Regions from separate parts of the Homo sapiens genome. Here region 2 is linked to region 1. A link is a loop called in an ENCODE intact Hi-C map of the cell type or tissue named here. Cell type or tissue: thyroid gland. All regions are shown on one strand. Each heading gives the region's core, and the rest is flanking DNA. Links, peaks and the distances in the headings are about the cores only.

Region 1 (2,932 bases), core at 339-2,838:
GTCCAGAGTCTATAGATATAGACATTATACAATCCTATTACTCAATATCTATAAGATAAAAACAATGGAGAGCCTCAGAAGTATGCCTTTGTAAGGTCGATGTTAGGGTGAATACCCTTCTTCCTTTCATCTTATTCTTATTTCTCTTAAAATAAAAATGTGCTTTCCTCCAGAGATCTTCACCCTTTTTTTCTTTTTTTTTACCATCTCTCACCCCTCTTGCAATGACATTCTTTCCTTAAGTATTACCAGCTTTTCTTTTAAGCACACTTCTCTTTTCCATTCCTCGTACATTAACTCCAATTCAGATCTCGCTCTTGAATTTCAAACTCATATAGCTAAATTTGTACTGAAAATCTCCGGTTGACAATCAAGTGCAGTGGTCCCACATTCAACTCCCCATGTTGAAAACACATTTTCAGATCTGACCATGCCTCCACACCACATCTCGGTAATACGAAGTTATTATTCCTCTGCACTCATCAGAGCCAGTTACCAATTCTGACAACTTAATTTCTTGACTATTTTCTGAATCCATTTTCTCCATTCTATTACATTTTTACTTGTACTTTTTCCCAGGCTCTATGTCTTTTACAACAAATTATAACTACAGCTAGCTTACATATCATTCTGCTTCCAATCTTTACTCACCCCCATCCAGCCAATCATTCATATTAGAATAGTTTTTTTGTTATTGTTCGTGTTTGTGTGTGTGTGTGTGTGTGTGTGTGTGTGTGTGTGTTGTTTTTTTTTTTTTTTTTTTTTGAGACGGAGTCTCGCTCTGTCATCCAGGCTGGAGTGCAGTGGCACAATCTCGGCTCACTGCAAGCTCCGCCTCCCGGGTTCTCCCCATTCTCCTGCCTCAGCCTCCCGAGTAGCTGGGACTACAGGCGCCCGCCATCACGCCCTGCTAATTTTTTTGTATTTTTAGTAGAGACGGGGTTTCACCGTGTTAGCCAGGATGGTCTCGATCTCCTGACCTGCCCTTCTTGGCCTCCCAAAGTGCTGGGATTACAGGCGTGAGCCACCGCGCCCGGCCTAGAATAGTTTTTAAAACCTGAATATCTGATCATGTTTCTTCACCACTTAATTTATTTCAAGAGCTTCTGATCACTTTCTGGATTCCACCTGTATCATCAGGTTTCTGTCAGAAAAGCAGAACCAACAGAATAATGTATTTATTATAGGATTTGCTGTTATGAAATTGTATGAACTGCTTAAGAGGTGCATATATGTCTGTTGCATCTGCATCTGGTTCTGGATCTGAAGTTAGCAGAGCAGCCAGCCAGGAAAGAAAGATGGATATAAATTTGGGAAGAGAAAAGACAAACTGAAACCCATGAGGATGAGCTGAGACCTCCATGGATGGATTAATCAGAACCTGTCTGGATGAGCTGACACCTGCATTGGTCCCTCATTGGCTCCAAGCCTCCAATAATTCTGCAGTTGACCTGAAGGAGAAGCTGGCAACCAAATGCACACTTGAAAAACTGAAGGTGGACTATATCGGGAACTGCAGAACCAGTGAACCAAATAGCTGCTTCAAGCCAAAAAAGTAGGCCAGCAGATCCATAGCAGCCCGTGTGAGCTGGAAGCACCTGATCTTAACTACACTATCCTTTCAAGCATAAACATGGTTTCTGCTTCACTTTTGAGCCTTTCCAAACTCACATAACTTTCTCTTGGGAGCAAATAATTGCCAAAGCCATTCAGGGAAATAAATTGTAGAAAATGTAATTCCAGCTTCGCTAAGTTGATACAGCATAAAGCCATCACACAACCCAAACTTCACAGCAGAATTTCATCTACTTTAAACACTGGTCATAATTAACTGTTAATATTTTCCCAAAGAATCCAAGCTTCCTTGCATCTGTCCTTAAACCATGTTATTTTCTTTACCTTAACAATTTATTTCCCACTTTTCTACTTCCCTAACTATTTACCTTTCAAGAATCAGACCCAATATCACTACCGTGAAAGGTCTCCTCGGATTGAGTATGTATTTCTCTTCTGTAGTGTCATTGTACCGTCAACATATGGCTATCATGGAACTTCTGGCAATGTTATTAATTGTATATCTTCTTCAGTAGAATAAGCAATAGGGGAGAGCAAGGACTGTGTGTTTAGTCTTGTACTTTAAAATCTATTGTAATGTATGATACAGAGTAGGTGTCATCCTTAGGTAAATGCTCAGAATTTCTCCAATAGCTATGAAGACAAACTCAGCATGTTCTTTTAACAGACTTTAATTAAAATGATAAGCTGAATCAGTTTTTTAACTGTTCAAGTTAGCTTATAATTTAAGAACTATTGCAATATGCCACATTCTATAAGGCCCAGTTCTACATATCTCTTATTTTAATTAAACTTATCTTTTTATTTAATCCTTAGGACAGATGAGTAAATTAAACATGTAACTTCTTATTAATAAATTTTTTGTGGGCACTACAAAAGATGATAAAGTAGCATGCTGGTTATTTGTATTAAAATCTAGTAGTAGTATACTATCTTCAGGAAAAAAATATCCACAAAATAGGCTTTTTTTCAGTAGAATTTAGTATCCCAATTTACGATGTTTCTGCTGTGATTGAAATGTGTCATTATTTTAAGGTAAAATGTTATCCAGCATAGCTATGGATCTGAAATTTAAAACACCTAGATTTTTTTCTGTATCTAGTAGCCATCATTATATTAACCAGTTGTATCATTTTAAAGGACTTAAAAAGCTGTCTGCCTCTACTTTCCTGCAATATTGTTCTTTAACCAGTAAAAATTGGGTCAGTTTTGCAGAATGGTTATCAAATGACCAAATATACAAAGCCAAATTCAGTGATATTTTGGTGTGGGCTGTGTATTGACCAATTTACTGGACCCAAAAATTGTGGTTTATTGGGCCACAGGTGTTTTTGCTGATGCCTCCTGGGTGCCGAGA
Region 2 (2,932 bases), core at 341-2,840, 54 kb after region 1:
TGTACCTAAATGTAAAATGAAAATAAAACATTTTTGTTTTCTAATCCTAAAACAATAGTAATTAATAATAGAATACTAATTACAAAAATAGAATATGCCTTTTAATGTCAGAGTTATGTACATGAAAATATATTAGTGAGATGTAAAAAGTAGTCAGAAAATAAAAGGAAAACTGCTTTAACAAAAATGAGTGTCATTGATCAAGGAAATTGGGAAAAGTAAAGACATGCTGAAATGAATCTGTCTGATACCCAAGAATAATTAGGCTCTAGTTTATGACTTTCATTAGATTTAACATAGGATGTTTGGTTCATTTTTTTCTGTTTCTTGGGACTCTGACATCACTTATATAATTCATTGTCCAATTCATTTGTCTGATTCTTTCTGCAAACTATAAAGACCAATGTCTCTTGCATTAAATGCACAATTTAGTGCCCTACCTCACCCAAAAAATTATCCTGTAGTTTTTAAAAATTATTTTAGAATTTCTATGATGTTGTTTTTCCTTAGGTTTAAATAAAATATTGGAAGTATGTGAGTATTCCTTTATATGAACCTGAACCTTTAAGAGATTTACATTTAAAAAAATTTTAAGAATACTGAGATATTGCTTAGTTTCAAGATAGTAGTCACTTATTCACTCATCAAATAGCCATAAATGTGTAATAGGCATTGTGCTAGGTACCAAGAATACTATTTTGAGAGCCAAAGACTCAATTATGTGGCAGACCTTATTAGGAGTGGCTTTCAGAAAAAAAATAAATAAATAAATACGTGTGTTAAAGGAAACCAACGTAAGATTTTTATCTCTGAAAAATTTCTATATCATTACTATGAATAATAATTTTACAGAGCTTTGATTTGATTTGGATCAAATAGTTTATAGAAATGCTAAAATACTATGATTATGAATAAAAATAATTCACAAAGAATCTAAATAACATTATACTAATTTCACAATAAGTGATACTAAAATTGTATAAATATTTGCAGTTATAAACGATGTACACAAACATTTGTTTTTATTCCACAATAGCTGCAATTATTATAGCTTCCTTTCTAATTCCTAATAATTAGAAAAATAGCATTACAACTGAAAATACATGAGACATTGGGTTTTAGACTCTTTTAAGAAGGTGATGCTTCTTATAGATCACTATATTGTTTTCCTCCTTCTTACATTGATTCTTTTTTTTCTGAGAAATCTTGGATGCTTTCATCACAGCTCTTAGTCTTGCAAGCCTTTTCAGACATATAAAATAAGAGAACACACTCGGGGAAAAAAGGAATTTCTCAAAACTCCCTAATGTTTCACATATTGGGTTACAGTGTATGTATATGTGCTCTTTAACTTCCTTTTCTGGAAAACAAGGTATGAAGTGAGCAGGATGATTCTACTCTAAATTTATGTTACAAGAATCTAATCATCATGGTAAATTCTTAATGACTAATAGCTCTCTAACCTGTCTTATGTCAATATAGCCACCGGATCAGGTTAAGTTCATTGAAAATTTCATGGTTTTAGCATTTAATATTAAAGTTGGCAGTGAATTATGAATATTTCTAATGCCATTTTTTGGTTGAAGAAAACACACATCATAAGAAGTCTCCTTTCTTATATTGTGAATTCATTCCACATCACCAGAACATACTCATTTTTAATGTTTCTCAAAGTTTTTCTATTGAGAGAAGAAATATTGAGGTTTAAAATTAATGTAAAGATCTTTTCTAGTGAACCAGTGTGCTCAAAGGAAATCATGAGAGATTAGCTAGATGATTTTGACTCATGACAAAGGGTGATCTTGACGGGAATATGATGATCTACTCTCCCAAAACTTCTTTAATAAGAAAAATGTGTGCTTGATCTCTAGGGAGAAAATGGAGCATTAGAACAGGAGATATAAATTCAAGCAACTCTGCTAACTCTTATCCTCCTTGGGACCAACTAAGACATCTTAACCACCATAATTTTTGAAGCACCCTAGCATCAGATACACATATATTGAAACTGGCAAAAACTCTAAATATAAAATTGCATTCTATAGTGATTCTAACAATATATTTTATTGTAAATTTTTGTTCCTTGATCTCTGTAGAATTCATCTCCTTGCATTTTTGTTTGTTATTCAAACTTAGAGGGTCTGATTTATGCAGATAAAGGATTTTAGGGGACGGAATATCTGTTGAGGGAGAGCAGCATCACTCAATAAGCTAAGAATCAGAAGTAGTGACTGCCAGTCCCATGGTAATTTGATTTATACTAAAGTTCAGTGCAGGAAAGAGCATATACATTTCTTATTAATGTTTAGAAAACATGTTAGCTTATTATAGAGTTTTCCACAAAGCTGATTGATTGTTCCATAAAATGTAAAATTCCCTATCATTTTATAATTTTTATTATGCTAGAAATTTTCAATAATGATTTGACCATTCAATTAATGAAAAGTTTTACATCTTTACAAGTCCACATTTCCTTTCTGTTTAAAAAAATCCTAAAGACATGTCATTTGTGTATTATATCTTTTGTAATTAACAACGTGGCTGTTTCTTTAAATGTCATTGTTCAGATAGATTCCTTTGCTAGTCTTCTATTTTTGTTTGAATACTGAATCACATTACAGCATATCTGTATAAATAAATAGTAGTACAGTAGGTTGAATGTAATTCAGTTTGTAGATTGACTGCAAAGATGCTGTTGCCTTAAATCAGAAGAATTTTAAAAGCGGCAATTATTTTCCGACTTCTTTTGGATTCATTAAAGCTTTTGTGAATCCAATCAAATGTTTCTTACCCAAAAGGACAATCAGTACTTAACATAAGATAACAAAAGGTGACTGGGTGAAGTAATTGCTTTGGGAAAACTCTGAAGTAGTTTTGCATCCTTTCAGTTGGGTCTAGTCAAGCTATAACCCACTTTTTCCTAACAAGCAAT

The links. Hi-C counts contacts between places; a loop is a spot of excess contacts. Peaks named below come from ENCODE experiments on the same cell type or tissue, not always from the same donor. Only the 100,000 strongest peaks of a DNase experiment are listed, where the experiment ranks them.
Region 2: it touches region 1 in a loop (4-fold over the local background); 3 of 110 quality-filtered maps call a loop at or near these places.

The regions. Positions count from the first base shown.
Region 1 is chr7:84,677,642-84,680,573 of GRCh38, reverse strand. No RefSeq gene overlaps it. Among named protein-coding and RNA genes, the nearest start is that of LINC03017, 150 kb to the right of the region's middle. In thyroid gland, for the core only: no CTCF peak of the experiment used is centred there; a DNase peak (open chromatin) is centred at 1,473; H3K27ac peaks cover 1,589 bases.
Region 2 is chr7:84,623,616-84,626,547 of GRCh38, reverse strand. No RefSeq gene overlaps it. Among named protein-coding and RNA genes, the nearest start is that of LINC03017, 93 kb to the right of the region's middle. In thyroid gland, for the core only: no CTCF peak of the experiment used is centred there; no DNase peak of the experiment used is centred there.